Linked DNA regions of Homo sapiens: all the other regions are linked to region 3. Evidence: chromatin loops called from intact Hi-C (ENCODE). Cell type or tissue: PC-3. All regions are shown on one strand. Links, peaks and the distances in the headings refer to the core of each region. The heading gives the core; the rest is flanking DNA. Region 1 overlaps LOC124909357 (a long non-coding RNA gene). Region 2 has its middle 240 kb from the start of LINC00692. Region 3 overlaps LOC105377000 (a long non-coding RNA gene).

The links. A loop is a pair of places that touch in the nucleus more often than their neighbours do. Peaks named below come from ENCODE experiments on the same cell type or tissue, not always from the same donor. Only the 100,000 strongest peaks of a DNase experiment are listed, where the experiment ranks them.
Region 1: it touches region 3 in a loop (27-fold over the local background); 5 of 110 quality-filtered maps call a loop at or near these places.
Region 2: it touches region 3 in a loop (8-fold over the local background); 7 of 110 quality-filtered maps call a loop at or near these places.

What each region holds. Positions count from the first base shown.
Region 1 is chr3:25,960,110-25,965,966 of GRCh38, forward strand. All of the region lies in intron 1 of LOC124909357 (a long non-coding RNA gene), which reads left to right. Among named protein-coding and RNA genes, the nearest start is that of LINC00692, 89 kb to the left of the region's middle. In PC-3, for the core only: CTCF peaks have their summits at 2,367 and 2,566; a DNase peak (open chromatin) is centred at 2,332.
Region 2 is chr3:26,115,495-26,121,351 of GRCh38, forward strand. No RefSeq gene overlaps it. Among named protein-coding and RNA genes, the nearest start is that of LINC00692, 240 kb to the left of the region's middle. RefSeq lists an enhancer at 2,348-2,847. In PC-3, for the core only: a CTCF peak has its summit at 2,934 (motif pointing left); no DNase peak of the experiment used is centred there.
Region 3 is chr3:25,840,092-25,845,948 of GRCh38, forward strand. The region is part of intron 3 of LOC105377000 (a long non-coding RNA gene); the gene reads left to right. Among named protein-coding and RNA genes, the nearest start is that of LINC00692, 31 kb to the right of the region's middle. In PC-3, for the core only: CTCF peaks have their summits at 3,426 (motif pointing right) and 3,626; no DNase peak of the experiment used is centred there.

The DNA of each region.
Region 1 (5,857 bases), core at 1,089-3,588, 120 kb after region 3:
GAGTGAAAGATGACTCTAATGCCTGAGCAGCTGGAAGGATAAATTTGCCATTTACTGAGATGGGGAAATTTAGGAGAAATAGCTTGAGACGTGGGTAGGGAGGATTCAGCGGTTTGATTTTGTACACCTTCAAGTTTGTTGACTAGACAGTTAGGTATACCAGGAACCTGTAGTTTACAGGAGGGATTGGGCTAGAGAAAAAATGGAATTTAAAATGTGAAGCGGGATAAGGTCACTTAAATAAACAAAGGTCCAAGAACTGAGTCTTACAGTATTTCAACACTAAATAGGGAGCAGCCAGCAAAATATACTGTAAAGGAATGCCCGGTGAGGTAGTAAATAATCAAGAGAAAAGGGTGTCCTGGAGCCAAGGGAAGAAAGCATTTTGAGAAAGAAGTGATTATCTGTATCAAATGCTGCTGATGGGTCAACTCAGGTGATGACTGAGAGTTTACCATTGGATTACCAATGGGGAGGTCATTGGTAACCTGTAGGAGGGCTGTTATAGTTGAGTGGTAGAAGTCTGAATGGAGTGAGATCTGGAGATAATGTTAGGGAAGGCATTAGAGATGGAATCGATCATGCTTTGGAGGAATTTTGCTTTAAAGTGGAAGAGGTAAATGGAGTCACTGTTGAGGGTAATGGGAAGGTTTTTTTTTTTTTATTAGCGCTGTTTTAGTTTGTTTATGTACTGATAGACATGATCCAGTAGAGAGAAAAAAATGATGAAGGAGGGAAAATGATTAATTGCTAGTGGGGCATCCTTTAATAGGTGAGAGAGTTGCAGACAAATGCAGGGATGAGGCTTAGAAAAGAGCTACACTGTTCATCTTTGTAACAGAAGGGCTGGCAGAGGACAAGGGAACAATGGGGCAGATTGGAATGAGTCAGGAGAATGCTGGCAGGAAACTGATAGCATACTCAAATGGGGTAATTGAGGAGAGGTTAATAAAGTAATTACTTACAAGAGTAGGAAATTTGAAGAAACTAGCAAGAGCTGGAGAAGCACCTTATGTGAGCAATAGCAGGGAGCTGTCACCACTCTAGGCCTGGAGAGTCAAGTGAAAGGGCTGTTATTGGACCCCAGCATGAGCTCTAGCTGGAACTATGACTGTAGGAGAGGGCCGCAGGAGAGGACCTGGGGACTTCGGGAGAGGCAGTATAGCAATTACCAACTCACAGCTCAGAACAGACGGAGCCAGGGAAACAAAGCCCTGGATCTCACTCTCCTCCCACCCTGAGTTCTCTGACCCTCCCATTGGCTCAACTAATCAGTATCCAGAGGGCAAGAAACTGGTGCAGTCCATACAGCGCAGCCTCCCAGGGCACAGAACACAGTGGAGAAGGGCAGGGATGGATCTCAAGGGGAAAATCGAGAATGTCCAGCATAATTGTGACGGAAATGTGGGGAGGTTGTCTTCAAATTACTTCTATTTTCTCAGTGAAATAGAAAGTACTATTCTCAACTGAGAGTAAGGATTACGAATGTATTGGAAGTTTAAGGAGAGAGAAACTGTAAAATAGTAATTGGTAGAGGAGGAGAGCAAAAGGACTAGGGAAAGAGTATCATTACTGGGCCCATTTGAAAACTTTCTTAGGCTAGTGATTATGAATGTAAAGTAAGATAAATCAGCCTGAGTTTGAAATCTTCACGAACCATATTCATCTGTCTGGAGGAAAGCACAGTGTTTTAAAAGAGCTACATTTTGGTTGAGTTTGGCAGGAGAGTACAATAAAATGTGAAAGCACAAGAAGAAAGAGACTGTAATGACAGACCATGCACTATAAATTCATATACAGGGAAGTCTGGATACAGGGGAATTAGTAGATAAGGCTGTAAAAAACTGGGAGGACAAATAATTTTTGGAGTCAAGAGTAGTAAAGGAGTGAGCTGAAAGACAGGAGACAATGATCAGAGACTCAGACTATGGGAAGGGGATAAACTTATTGGCAATGGCAGGGTCTATATATAGGGTACAACAGAGAGTGAGTTGTTAAAGTTAAGGAGAAGATTACTGGAGGTGAAGTGGTCAGGAAAATGAATTGAAAGGATCAGACTCATGGACTTTGAAATTGCCCGAAATAATGACAATAATAGAGATGAACAACAATGGTCCAGAAGTTGGAATCCTCAAGGAATGTGGGGATGGTCTGGTAGTCTGTAGATGACTGCTATAAAGAGGAGTAGTGGGAAGCACAGATTGATGCGTGAACTTCAGAGTTGGAGGGGGTAGTTGGGAGAAGGGAGGGATCATGACTTGGAAAGAATACCGAGATGCAAGGAAGACTTCCATTCATCCGTCAGTCTCAGTGGCATGAGGAATGTGAGGAAAGAAACAGACACCACCTGGTGGAACTTCAGGGAAATCAACCTCTCAGGTGAGAGCCAGAGCTCACTGAGAGCAGGAAAACAAAGGAAGAAAAAAAAAAAAGATACTAAGCACTTACTGTGTGTCAGGAACTCTTCAACGATGTTCTATATATTCATTTAATCCTTAAAACAGTCTCTCCAAGGAAGGTATTATTTTAACTCCATGTGATAGATGGGGAAATTAGAGCATAAAGAGGTTAAGTACCTTGCTTATGATCCTGTGAGAAGTGAGGGGAAGAGCTGGGAATTCAACTCAGATGGTCCATCTTGAATCTCAATGTACGTAATAACCACTGTGTTTTAAAACCCAGCCACAGGCATTTGAAGAAGGGGCTTTCGTTGGTGCTTCACCATGAGTTCCAGAGAGTACAGTGGAAGGATTTGGGACTTGGAGAAAGGTGGATGGGTCAGAATAGGGATTGTACAGAGCCATACGGGATGTAGGATAAACTGAGATTTGGATGTTCATAATTTTGAAAGCATATGAAATTAATGCTGATGGTGTCTAGGAAAGGTAGGTATGGTGAGGCTGTGTTGGGGTAATGGTGCCGAGGACAGGAGAGTCCCTGTCAAGAGCACAAGCTCAATGTCTCCCTCATCGCTTGTGCTGGTGGAGGCTAAGGCTGGTGAGAGACAGTTTTACTTGGAGTATAAGGAGATTTGGGGCCTCCTCTTCACTCAACCCACTGCCTTTTTTTTTTTTTTTTTTTTTTTAACAATTACTGCTGACATCCAGGAAGTTTATTATTAATGAATAATTTAATATTAAAATATGTTAATTTTAAATGTAAATGAACATATTTATATGTGTGAAAACATGTTCATATGTGAAAATATTTAAATAATGAACAATTTAAAAATTATCCCAACTTTTCATTTGGCACATCGCTTTGAAATATAAATTTTCTCATCAATTTATTAAAGGGATCCTATTACCTTTACAAAATGAGAACTCTTACAAATCTCCTTACATCTATTTATGCTTTATAGTTTATAAAACATCTGTGCACACACTATTTTATTTATGCACTTTACCAAGTACCAGTGTTCAGCTCTGTTTCTGGAATATTTTTGGCATGAAAAGTTCACTTATGTAGAGGGTGGACAAATGAAATATTGAGTTTGATGAAGGGCAGGGAGTGAAAATGTGAGACGTGGAAATACTCAAAATTTTCATTAAACATTTTTTCTCCTTAGTTTTTAAAAATGAAAACATTTTTATCATATTCTTCAAAGGGTAGAACAGAGAAAAATTAGCATAAAACTCTTGGCAGAAACTTTTCAATGAGCATTTATTACAGGAATCGACTGCATTTTAAGTGGAATGACTTAGACACTCAGCTTTGCACTTGGAAAAGCATATGGTAATAATAAGAGAAAGCATTTGAAGTGTCCAATCTGGTCAAACTGCATTTTCACTCTTATTGATGAATCGGCAAGAGAATAGTTTTATACATCAAAGTTATTTATTAAATTTTGAGCCATTTGTGCAATAGGTATTTGCTGTTAATAGAAACCATCAGCATGTTGGAGATGACTTTCAGAGTGATTTTTCTTTTGTTAAAAAGAACAGCAGGACAAAAAGAAACTAGCTAGAGAAAAAGGTAATGGTTTTTTTCTTGCATAAATAAATCACTTGCTTCTTACCCACTCACAGTGGTTTCTTCCAAGTGAAGAAATTCTACTGATGTGAGATTTCATACGTCTTTCTGCTTTTTTCTTTCTTTTTAACTCACTAGTGATTTGCTTGAGTGGTAAAATTGGAAGTAATAACTGGCATGCCTAGTTCAGCTCTGTGCTTCTTGCTTAACATGGTCTAGTACCACATGGTCTGGATACATGACCACACTTAATTCTGGGATGCAGATAGCAGGGATTTTTGGCTTTCATGCTAAGTTATATACTGTAAGCCTTAAAAAGAAAAGATAATATTTTGGTTCCCTCTGCCACTTCGTTGCTTTATTCCTAAAATTGTTCAAAAGCTGAGACATAATAGTGTTATGGTGATTAAATTATATAATAAACTGGAAGCTTTCTCAGGCCTTCAGAACTGGTTTAGATGCTTCTCTTATGTGCCTGCAAAACTCCTTGTACTCCTCCCTTTCCTGGTGCACTTTATAACTCTTAAAACACTTTATTATTGGTTTAATGCCTCTTTCTTTGCTACAATATAAAGTCTGTGGTAATGACCAAGTCTGTCTTGTTCATCTTGGTATTGCTAGAACCTGACATGGTGTCTGACAAATAGTAGACATCCAATTTGTGGAATAAATAAATGGATAAATCAATGAGTGAGCCACTGCTTGAGAAAAGATGAAGTTCCTAATTTAGGTAGTAAATGAGAAAAACAGAAAAAATTTTAAACTCTTCACTCAAAAAATGAAAATAGTAACAATAGTAGATGCTATCGTTTTATACTTTAGTTTTCAGTATATTTAATTATAACCATTAAAATATATATCTTCTTCAATGAGTCATGGTTGAACAGCTCTAGAAAACTATGGTTAACCTGGAAAACATCATGCTTTTTATAAGGATCTGCATTTCACTGATGTCTACCCATCATCCTAGTGTCTTATCAGCTCAGCCTCCAGGCAGTGATCATTTCTATCCTCTAGCATTTCATTCATGAAAATACAGATATGAAAGCCTATAGTTTATAAAACGCTTGATGCAACTGATTGCTTGCTAACAATAACATTAAAGCCTATTTTAACAAGGCTTTTAAGGATGAATAGATACAGCTGTTTTAGAAAAGTTTTAGAAAGGTTTAGCTGTTTCTACGTGAAGAGAACTGGGGGATAATGAAAAAGTAAGTAATAGTGGTTATTATTTTGAAAGAAAATAATAGAATCTATTTTTACTTGGATTGATACTCTGAAATAAACATTGAAATGAACACTGAAATAAACTCTGAAGTGAACATTAGATTGAGACTGCAATAAAGCTTGCAGGATTGTAATCCTCATTCTAGGACCATTTCTACATAAACCTTATAAAGCAAGAGTAGAAAAAAGGCCTATCTTGATTTGCAGTTAACTATTTCTTTCAATAAGTGAAATGCTATGCGGTTCAGGTTATCTATTGTATAATAATAAATTCTCAAAGATCTGGAGGTGCAAGTGTTTAGATAGGTGATTCTTGCTTAAGGTCTTTCATGTTGTTGCAGCCAAATGGTGGCTAAGGTAAGAGTCCCAAGTTCGGTGCCTGGGCTGGGATGGCTGAAATAGCTGGTTAGCTGTCTTTTTCTCTCCTTGTGGACTATCCATGTGGCCAGTAGAAGCTTTCTCACTGCATGGCGGTCTCAGGCATCTGGAACACTTTCATATGGCATCTGCCAGAGAGTGTTCCAACAGAAAGGAGGTGGAAACTGCCAGTCTCTAATGGCCTGGACCCAGGCACTAGAACAATGCCACTTCTGCCATATTCTCTTGGTGGAGTAGTCATAGAGCTCTCCCATTTTCAAGGGGAGAGAACATAGGCCTG
Region 2 (5,857 bases), core at 1,538-4,037, 280 kb after region 3:
TGAATGTTTTGTTAGGCAATTTCCAAATTTACAAGTTTCAAGGAAGCATAATAAAGTTGATAGAAGGGACAGCACTGACACCAAAGTAAAAAATCTTGGGTAAGAAAGAATGAGTGACCAAAAAACGCTTAATAGACCTAAAATATTTATTGGTAATGATGTTTCAAAAGGAATATATGTCTATGTGAGCATATTCAAGGGAATTCCTTATTCTAAGTATGTTGCATTGCCATTAACTCTATTCCAGCCAGGATAAATGATTCCTGCACTTAAAGTGTACATCAAAGACTCATTTTAGCTTTTAGTATAATTACCCTCTATACTTTCAGTATTCTCAAACAATATTCTGAATGACTAATTTTTTAAAACTATAGATTACAGGAAAATAAACCCTCAATTTTTTTAAAAAAAGTATCTACTTTAAAATGTTTTGCTTGATTTTTTAATAGTTTCTACTATGCAAAGAATCAACTTCAAGTTAAATGGCTTGTCTGGTAATTAAATGGAAATTTCTCTCAATATAAATACTCTAAAACCAAACTTGTAGTTATTGCTGTAGTGAGAAGCAAGAGCTTTTAAACCCATATATTAGATAAAATATATTAGTGTCTCAATATCTTAGATTAAAACTGAAACTCTCTACTCATTAAACAATAAATCTCCCTTTTACCTTCCCCCAACCTCTGGTAACCATTATTCTACTAACATCAGCTCTGTGATTTTGATTACTCTAAATATCTTGTAAGTGGAATAATACAGTGTTTGTCTTTTTGTGACTGGCTTATTTCACTTAATATAATGTTCTCAAGGTTCACCTGTGGTATAAATGTATGTGAGAATTTCTTTCTTAAGGCTGAATGATATTCAATTGTATGTATATACCACATTTCACTTATCCCTTCATCTGTTGATGGGCACTTGCATTGCTTCCACATTTTAGCTATTGTGGATAATGCTGATATGAACATTGGGGTAAAAATATCTCTTGGAGGTTTGTTTTCAATTCTTTTGGGTATATACCCAGAAGTGACATTGCTGGATCATATGGTAGTTTTTTGAAAAACAGTCATATTCTTTTCCACAGCTGCTATACCATTTGACATTTCCACCAACATTGCTGCAATTAGTTCACATCCTCACTAACACTTGTTATTTTGTTTTTTTAAATTGTAGCCATCCTAATGGGTGTGAGGTGGTATCTCCTTGTAGTTTTCATTTGCATTTCCCTAGTGATTAGTGAAGCTGAACATCTTTTCATGTGATTTATAACCATTTGTGTGTGTTCTTTGGAGAAATGTCTATTCAAGTCCTTTACCATTTTTAAATTGGGTTATCTGTTTTTGTGTTGTTAAATGTTAGGAATTCTCTATATATTCTAGATATTAATCATTTGCCAGATATATAATTTGCAAATATTGCCTCCATTTTTGTGGGTTTCCTTTTTCTTTCTGTTGATTTTGTCTTTTGATGCACAAAAGTTCTAATTTTATGAAATTCAATTTGTCTATTTTTCCTTGTGTTACCTGTGCCTTTGTTGTTATATCCAAGAAATCACTGACAAATGTAATGATATGAAGCTTTTGCTGTATGTTTTCTTCTAAGACTTTTATAGTTTTAGGTCTTTGACCAAATCTGAGTTAATTTTGGTATATGATGTTAGGCAATAAGATGTTATTCTTCTGCATGTGGATATCCAATTTCTCAGCACCATTTGTTGTAAAGGCTGTCCTTTCTCCATTGAATGGTCTTGGCAATCTTGACAAAAATCATTAGAGACTTTTTAACAAGATGGCCAACTAGATGCAACTGGGAAGTGCTGACTCCACTGAAAGAGACGAATATTTTGACTAAACCAACATAATTTGAACAGATTTTTGGAGAGAAAATACTGAGACTGGATGCAGAAGTGACATAGAAGCTGAGACTGAAGAGAGAGAAAGCTGGGAACCCTGGGCATGGTGCTCGAATGCTAGAGTTGGTTCCCACCTCCAAATGGCTCTTGGGGAAGGGGTGAGTGAAGGGACTGTGGGACCGCCCACTGTTGCTGTGTACCTCTAGGGATCCTAGCTGCAGGGGACCCCACATCACACATGGACAGTTGAGTTGGCAGGGGGATCTTCCCAGATAGTAGATGGAAGTGGGCCTTAAGCCAGTAGGGAGCCAGGGGCCTCCGTACACAGGACAGCTCTGTCGGCCATATCCCAGGGCTCCCCATCTTCCTCCAAGAGACTCTGGCCCCGTTTAACTGTGGCCAGGAGGAAGTGGAGCTGACTTCCCTGTAGGTCTGCCTGCCTGCCAGTCCTTCCCAGGCCCCCTGCCTGGCCACCAACCAGGAGACTATACATAATACAGCCTCGATGACCAACCTGGGTACTTTGCTCCATCTGAGTGCATTCCCAGCAGCCTGGGAGCACTTCAAATCCCCCAGCACACCTGGAACCCAACCCAGAGGGTGGGGATGATGGAGCCACAGGCCAGTCCTGGCAGCCCAGGGCTGCCATGCACCACTTGGGATTGCTAAGCCTGGGGTCCACTCGAGTTGGGGAGGAGCTTACCCTCTCAGAGCACTGAGAGGGAAGAGACGTAGGTTTGTGGGATAGTGTGGGACCAGGGTGTTTCTCCCTCCACAGGGCCAGTTTGGAAAGGATGTGATCTATCTCCCTGCTGTGGCTTCTGCCTGAAGGACTCCAGCAGCCTGGAACACCTAACAAAAGAAACACGGGCACAGTGCAGTGATCAGAGAGGGAGGCTCTCCCAAGGCCCAGGAATGGACCTGGTAAGGGAGAAACCTTCCTCTCCAACCCTCTACCCAGCACCTCTCCCCACCCCCCAATTGCAGAGCACAGCTGCAAACTTGAGGAAATGCAAAGGAGCTGCGTGGCTCAAAGCTTATCTACTGCTCTTTACTCTTAAGCACCATCTACTGGGTCACAGCCCAAACTACAACACAAGAGATATTTTGCTAATATACCCCCCTGTGAAACCAAGGGCAAGAATTTGGCCACAAAGACCCTGTACAGAGCTTTTGACCTCTGAAAACATACAGAAATGAAGCCAACAACTTACATCACAATTAAAGGAACAACAGCCCTCCAAGATGAGAAAGAATCAGTGCAAGAACTCTGGAAATTCAAAAAGCCAGTCCCCTTATCACTAAACAAGTCCATTAGCTCCATAGCAATTGTTCTTAACCAGTCTGAAATGACTGAAATGACAGATATGGAATTGAGAACCTGGATGGCAAGGAAGCTCACTGAGGTTCAGGAGAGATTTGAAACCCAATCCAAGGAATCCAAAGAATCCAGTAAAACAACCTAAGAGCTGAAAGACAAAATAACCATTTTAAGCAATAACGAAACTGAAATTCTAGAGCTGAAAACTAGAAAAATAATTGCATAGAAACAAGAATTCCATAATATAATCGAAGTATTAATAGCAGAGTAGATCAAGCTGAAGAAAGAATCTCAGGGCTCAAAGACCAGTTCCTCAACTCAGTCAGACAAAAAATGAAGAAGAAGAAGAAAAAGAACATATAATTAAGAATAAACAACACCTCTGAGAAATAAGAGATTATATAAAGAGATCAAATTTTCAAAGAGAGAAGGAGAAAGAATAAGCAACTTGGAAAATATATTTGAAGATATAGTCCGCAAAAATTTCCCTAATCTCACTAGAGAGGTTGATATGCGATATGGTTGGGGTCTGTGTCCCTGCTCAAATCTCATGTCAAATTATAATCCCCAGTGTTGGAGGTGGGGCCTGGTGAATGGATCATGAGGGCAGATTTCCCCTTTGATGCTGTTCTCGTGATAGTGAGTGAGTTATCATGAGATCTGGTTGTTTAAAGTGTGTAGCACCTCTCCTCTCTCTCTTCCTCCTGCTCCAGCCATGTAAGACAAGCCTGCTTCCTGTTCACCTTCTGCCATGACTGTGAATTTCCTGAGGACTCCCCAGCCATGCTTCCTGTACAGCCTGCAGAACTGTGAGTCAATTAACCTCATCTCTTTATAAATTACCCAGTCTCAGGTATTTCTTTATAGTAGTATGAGAATGGACTAATACAACATGTGTATTCAAGAAACATAGAGAACCCTGGCCAGATACTATACAAGATGATCATCTCAAGGCATATAGTCATCAGCTTCACCAAGTTCAATGCAAAGGAAACAATCTTAAAGGCAGCTAGAGATAAGGGTCAGGTCACATACAGAGGTAACCCCATCAAGTTAGTAGTGGACTTCTCAGCAGAAACCTGAAGAGATTGGGGACCTATTGTCAGCATCCTGAAAGAAAATAAATGCCAACCAAAAGTTTATTTTTATTTTTAAAATAATTTATTTATTTATGAGATAGGGTCTCACTCTCTTACCCAGGCTGGAGTGAAGTGGCATGAGCTCAGCTCACTGCAGCCTCAATATCCCAGGCTCAGGTAGTCCTCCCACCTCAGCCTCCCGAGAAGCTGGGAGCATAAGTGTGTGCCACCACACCCAGCTAATTTCGTATTTATTTATTTATTTTTGTAGAGATGCGGTTTTGCCATGTTGCTTAGGCTGGCCTCAAACTCCGGGGCTCAAGCAATCCATCCACCTCTGCCTCCCAAAGTGCTGTGGTTATAGGTATGAGCCACTGCATCTGGCCCAACCAAGAATTTCATACTCCACCAAACTAAACTTTGTAAGTGAAGAAGAAATAAAATCCTTGCAGACAAGCAAATGATGAGGAAATTCATTTCAACTAAGCCAGCCTTATAAGAGGTCCTCAAGGGTGTGCTAAACCTCAAATCTAAAGGAAAACACCTGCTACCACAAATACACACTTAAGCACATAGCCCACAGACACTATCAGGCAACTGCACAATCAAGTCTACGTAACAACTAGCTAACAACACAATGACAGGATCAAAATCTCACATATCAATACTAACCCTGAATATAAATGGGCTAGATGCCCTACTTAAAATACATAGAATGGCAATCTAGATAAAAAAACATGACCTATCTGTCTGCTGTCTTCAGGGATCCATCTCACCTGTAATGACACCCACAGGCTCAAAGTAGAGGGATGGAGAAAGATCTACCATGCAAATAAAAACAACAAATAAAAGACAAAACAGTGTTTAAACCACTAACAAGAAGGACAAGAAGGGGTATTATGTAATGAAAAAGGGTTGGATCCAAGAAGAAGACTGAAGTATCCTAAATATATAACCAACATTAGAGCACCCAGATTCATAAAACAAGTTATTCTTCACCTAAAAAAAATAATTACCTAGCCACACAATTATATAGGGAGATTTCAGTAGCCCCACTGACAGCATTAGACAGATCACTGAAGCAGAAATCTAACAAAGAAAGACTGGAATTAAACACAACCCTTGACCAATTGGACCTAATAGAAATCTACAGAATACTCCACCCAACAACCAAAGAATATACATTCTTGTCATCTGCATGTGGAACATATTCTAAGATCAACCACATACTCAGTAATAAAACAAGTCTCAATAAATTCAAAAACATCTAAATTATCCTAAATACAGTCTTGGACCACACTGCAATAAAAATAGAAATTAATATCAAGAATATATCTCAAAACTACATAAATACATGGAAATTAAATAACTTGTTCCTGAATATCTCTTGGGCGAACACCAAAATTAAGGCAGAAATTTAAAAAATTCCTTGAAATTAATAAAAATAGGAGCACAACTTACCAAAATATCTGGGATGCAGCTAATGTAGTGTTAAGAGTAAAGTTTATAGCACTAAACATCTTCATCAAGAAGTTAGAAAGCTCTTAAATTAACAGTCTAGCTTTGCACCTAAAGGAACTAGAAAAAAAAAAAAAAAACAACCGC
Region 3 (5,857 bases), core at 1,869-4,368:
ATGTAATGATAAAGAGGCAATTCAACAGGAAAACATAAATATTGTAAATATACATGCACTTAATATTAGAGCACCTAAATACATAAAGCAAATATTGGCAGATCTGAAGGCAGAAATTGACATCAATACAATAATAGTAGAAGAATTCAGTATCCCTCTCTCAGTAAATGGATAGAACACCAGACAGAATTAACAAAGAAATTGCTGACTTGAGTAATACTATAGACCAAATAGACCCGAGAAACATACAGAACTTTCTACTCGACAGCATACATATACACATTCTTCTCAAGCACACAAGGAACATTCTCCATGATAGATTGCATGTTAGATTACGAAGTAAGTCTTAACAAATTTAAGAAGATTGAAATCATACCAGGTATTTTTCTGACTACAATGGAATGAAACTACAAATTAATAACAGTAAGAAAATGAAAAATTCACAAATATATGGAAATTAAGTAATACACATTGAGTCAAAGAGGAAAACAAAAATAAATTTTTTAAAAATTCAAGAAAAATGAAAACACAATATACCAAAACTTATGAGATGTAGTAAAGGCAGTACCAAGAGGGAAGTTTATAAACATAAAAGTTTATAAGAAATATTTTAAATAAACAAATGAATAAAGAAGGAATAGAAAGTCTGAACAGACCAGTAACAAATAAAGAGATTGAATTAGTAATCAAAAACCCTCCATAAAATAAAAGCCCAGGACCAGGTGGCTTCATGAGTGAATTCTACCAAACATTCAAAGAAGAATTAATGCTAATCCATTCTAAGCCCTTTCAAATAATAGAAAAAGGAGAAATGGTTCTAAATTCACTCATGAGGTCAGCATTATCTTGATACCAAAGCCAGACAAAGACACCACAAGAAAACTACAAGTCAATATCCCTCATGAATACAGACACCAAAATCTTCAATAAAATACTAGCAAACTGAAAACAACAGCACATTAAAAGGATCATGCATCATGATCAGGTGGGATTTATTCCTAAGATGAAAGGATAGTTCAATATACACAAACCAATTGATGTGGTATACCACTTTAACAAAATAAAGGACAAAAATCTTATGATCATCTCAGTCTATGTAGAAAAAACTTTTGACAAAATTTAACATTCATTCACTATAAAAATCTCTCAATAAAATAGATATAGAAGGGACTTGTTTCACCACAATAAAGACCAAATATGAAGAAAACCACAGCTAACATTATACTCAATGTTCAAAATTGAAAGCTTTTCCTCTAAGATCAGAAATAAGACAAGGATGCCCATTCTCTCCACTTCTATTTATCATAGTACTGGAAGTTCTAGCTAGGGTAATTTGACAAGGAAAAAAAATAAAAGTAATACAAATTCTAAAGGAAGTAGTTAAATTGCCTCTGTTTGAAGATGACATGATCTGACATATAGAAAACCATAAAGACTCCACCAAAAAACTGTCAGAACTGATAAACAAATTTAGTAAAGTTGCAGGATGCACAACAGACATACGAAAATCAGTTATGTTTCTATACACAAATAACAAACTATCCAAAAAGGTAATCTAGAAAACAATTCCATTTATCATAGCATAAAAAATACTTAGAAATAAAATTAACCAAGGAAGCGAAAGATCTGTATCCTAAATCTATAAAATATTGATGGAAATAATTGAAGAAGCCACAAATAAATGACAAGATATTCCATGTTCATGGATCAGAAAAATTAATATTGTCAAAATGTCCATACCACCTAAAATGATTTATAGATTCAGTGCAATCCCTATCAAAATTCCAACGCCATTCTTTAACAGAAATAGAAAAAATAGTGCTTAAATTCATATAGGACCACAAAAGACACTGAAGAGCTAAAGCAATCTTGAGAAAGAAGAACAAAGCTGGAGGCATTACACTTTCTGATTTCAAGTAATATTACAAAGATTACAGTAATTAAAGCAGTATGATAGTGCCATAAAACAGACACATAGACCAATGGAAAGCATAGAGGGCCCAGAAATAAACCCACACTTGTATAGTCAATTAATCTTCAACAAAGGTGCCAAGAATACACAGTGATGAATGGATATTCTCTCCAATAAATAATGTTAGAGTAACTGAATATCCACATGCAAAGGAATGAAATTGGGCCCTTATATTACACCATGCACAAAAATCTACTCAAAATGGATTACAGACATAAGACCTGAAACTATAAAACTACCAGAAGAAAACATAGAGGAAAAGTTCCTTGACATTGGCCTTGGTAATGATTTTTTTGCCAAAAGTACAGGCAACACATGGACTACATCATACAAAAAAGCTTCTGTATGGTAAAAGAAACAACCAACAAAATGAAAAGACAACCTATAGAATGGGCAAAAATATTTGCAAATCATATATCCTATAAAGGATTATTATCTAAAATATATAAGGGACCTCAATAGCAAAAACACAAATAACCTAATTAAACCATTGGCAAAAAAACTGAATAGATATTTTCCCACGGAAGAAATATAAATGGCCAACAGGTATATAAAAAGATACACAACATCACTAATCATCAGAGAAATACAAATAAACACCACAGTGAGATATAACCTCACAGTTGCGATGATTATTATCAACAAGTTGAAAGGTAACCAGTGTTGGCAAGGCTGTGGAGAAAAGGGAACCTTTGTACATAGTTGGAGGTACAGCCATTGTGGAAAATGGTATGGATGTACTTCGAAAATTAAAAATAAAACTACCATACAATCCATCAATCCCACTGCTGGGTATATATCCAAAGAAAATAAAATTATTGTCTCAAAGAGATATCTGCACTCCCACATTCATGCAGCATTTATTCAAGATATGGAAACCAATGTAAGTGTCCACTGACGAATGAATGTGCAAAGGAAATGCGACACACACAGGAATATTATTGAGCCTTACAGAAGAAGAAAATCCTGCCATTTGTGATAACATAAATGAACCCAGGAGACATTATGCTATGGGAAATAGGGCAGGAACAGAAAGATATACACATGTGATCTCACTTATATGTAAAACATAGATATGGAGAGTAGAAGACTGAAGTGTAGGAGAAATGGGGAGATATTAGTCAAAGGGGATAAAATTTCAGTTGTAAGATTAATGAGTTCTGGAGATCTAAAGTACAGCATGGTTAATAATTATGTATCACATACTTAAAATTTGTCTAGAGAGTAGATCTTAAGTGTTCTTGCCATGCACACTCATACACACAAAATGGTTACTATGTGAGGTAATGGGTATGTTAATTAGATTGATTATGACAATCATTTCACAATGTATACATATATCAAAACATCACAATGTATACCTTAAATATATACAATATTTATTTGTAAATCGTACTTCAACAATTCTGGAAAAAATAAAATAAAACAAATCTAAATGGCCACATGATGGTGCCAAAACCTTGGTTAGTTAATATGTCTTTTCTGTGGCGCTTGCACATTCCCTTTTCTACAGAAATGTTTCTACCTTGTCTTAGTTATTTTACTTAAAGAAGGAATCAATTAAGCATAAATGAATTTGTGTGTATGTTTGCACAGTAACCGTCTATTTCTAACAATGTTCTTAAGTCAACTGGTAGCCCTTACTTCACTCTCATTATTTTATACTTTTACTTGTAAAATTGGAGTTTTGTAAACCCAGTGTAGCACATTCTCGGAATGGTGCAGAAGGGGGATACAATTCTATATTAATTTATCTAGGAATGAGACCAGTAGGACTTCAATATAATAGCATTCTCTTTTTGGGAGGCATGAAGAAATTTTTCTATAGCACTTTTGGAAAATATACCAAGCTTCAATAAGAGATATTTATAAAGCAGGTGAACCAGACACCCAGATATGACATTTAACATGACTAGGTAGAGGTAGTTCTGTACCCTATGTATTCTTAATTAATCCTACGTATCCCAGGATCCTTAACTAATCCTGAAGGTATGGATTAATGAAAATCCAAACCACATGGTCAGATTTGCTCATCTTTTTCCCCAAATTATCTTGCCAGTTATTGAATATACACCATGGAGTGGAGAAATTAGTAAATATTAGAGATGTAATTTTTAGCACCTCTTGGAGACTAAAGTAAGGATCATTTACTCACTTAACAAACATTCTCCGAGTGTTTACTATAGGATAAGGACTATGAATTTAAGATTGGCAAATTACTTTTAATGCCATAAACTACCACCTTCTAGAACTGTATATGCCATAAGTACTCAAAGTGACAAGGATCACCAAACATAAAAACTTAAGTGCTATCAGGGTCTAGAATCATAAGTCTCACCCAGTCTTAAGAAGCCTCTACCATGTGTTGGTTCTGCAAGGTGCCAGAAAACAGCAAAATCTGGAAACATGTGTGCCATTACATTGTTATTAAGTGCCATGAAATATCAAGATATGACTAGTGCCACTGACATCTAGAACAAGCTCTTCTAGTTTCTACACCAGATGTCAGCAAACTATATCTTGCAGGCATAATATCTTCTTTTTAAAATGAAGGTTTGGCCAGGCATGGTGGATCATGATTGTAATCCCAGCACTTTGGAAGCCTGAGGGGGGAGGGTCACTTGAGGCCAGAAGTTTGACACTAGCCTGGATAGACAACATGGGGACACCCCATCTCTACAAAAATTAAAAAATTAGCCAGGCATTGTGGTGCATGCCAGTAGTCCCGGCAACTCAGGAGGCTGAGGCAGGAGAATCACTTAAGCCTGGGAGGTTGAGGCTGCAAGCCATGATTGTGCCATTGCACTTCATAAGCCTGGGTGGCAAAGTGAGACTTCACCTAGAAAAAAAAAAGTTTTATTGGAACACAACTAGGACCTTTTCATTTACACATTGTCTATAGCAGAGTTAAGTAATTGCAACAGAGATCTTTTGCCTGCAAAGCCTGAAATCTTTCCTATCTAGCTCTTTTAAAAAAAGTTTGCTGACACATGCTGTAGATTCTCAAATGCCACCCATCTATAAACACGTGTCATTAATTCTTAGAACCAGATTTGCTTCACATGGTTTAAATCAAAACTATTACTGTGCAACCAACACCCAGAACACAACTGCTTCAATAAGCAGACAAGCAAAAAACCATCTTGGGAGCAGTAATTAAGCACTAGCAAAAGCTCCTAAGAAAGTGTGTAGACTATATCTTTGTGTTTCATTCAGAATAAGATGATAGAATATAGATTATAGGTTTCTCACATTAAAATTTCCATGTTAATTCTCAATTAAATTCTCATGTTAATTGTTACTGACCATAATTTTGACTTTTCTTAGGAATACTGTTTTTGAACGAGAAGAAACAAAGAGAAGGAAGCAATATTTTTTACATATATGAATTCTTCTTGGATATTAGTTCTCAGTTTCAGGAGTGCTGATTTCATTAACCTTGAAATATTGGAGTTTGTATAAAAGGTTATGAATATAAATGAACTCAGTGTTAAAACCTGTCAACATCTACTTTAAATAGCAATGTAAACGCTGTTAGAAATAAAAGGCTGTTGTGGCAAGCTTTGTGACTAGGTTGATGCGAGTGCTAGAAGGCACAAAGATTATGCCATATAATGCTATTCTGTTACTTGCTTAATTTTAAAAATGTGAAGGGAAAAGTTTTATGTCTGGCTTTGTGTAGCAGGTTAGAGCTGGACCATTGGGGTTCTCAGATACAGAAGGAACAGATTGGCTGGTATCTAAGACTTAGAAGTCAGTCTGAAAACAACATGTTCTTGAGAGTAAGCAAGAAATCAAAACAATTCATATATTAAATGTTCCACAAGATCCTTGGCTACCATCAAAGATAAACAACAAAAGACATGAACTGGAATGCAAATGCTA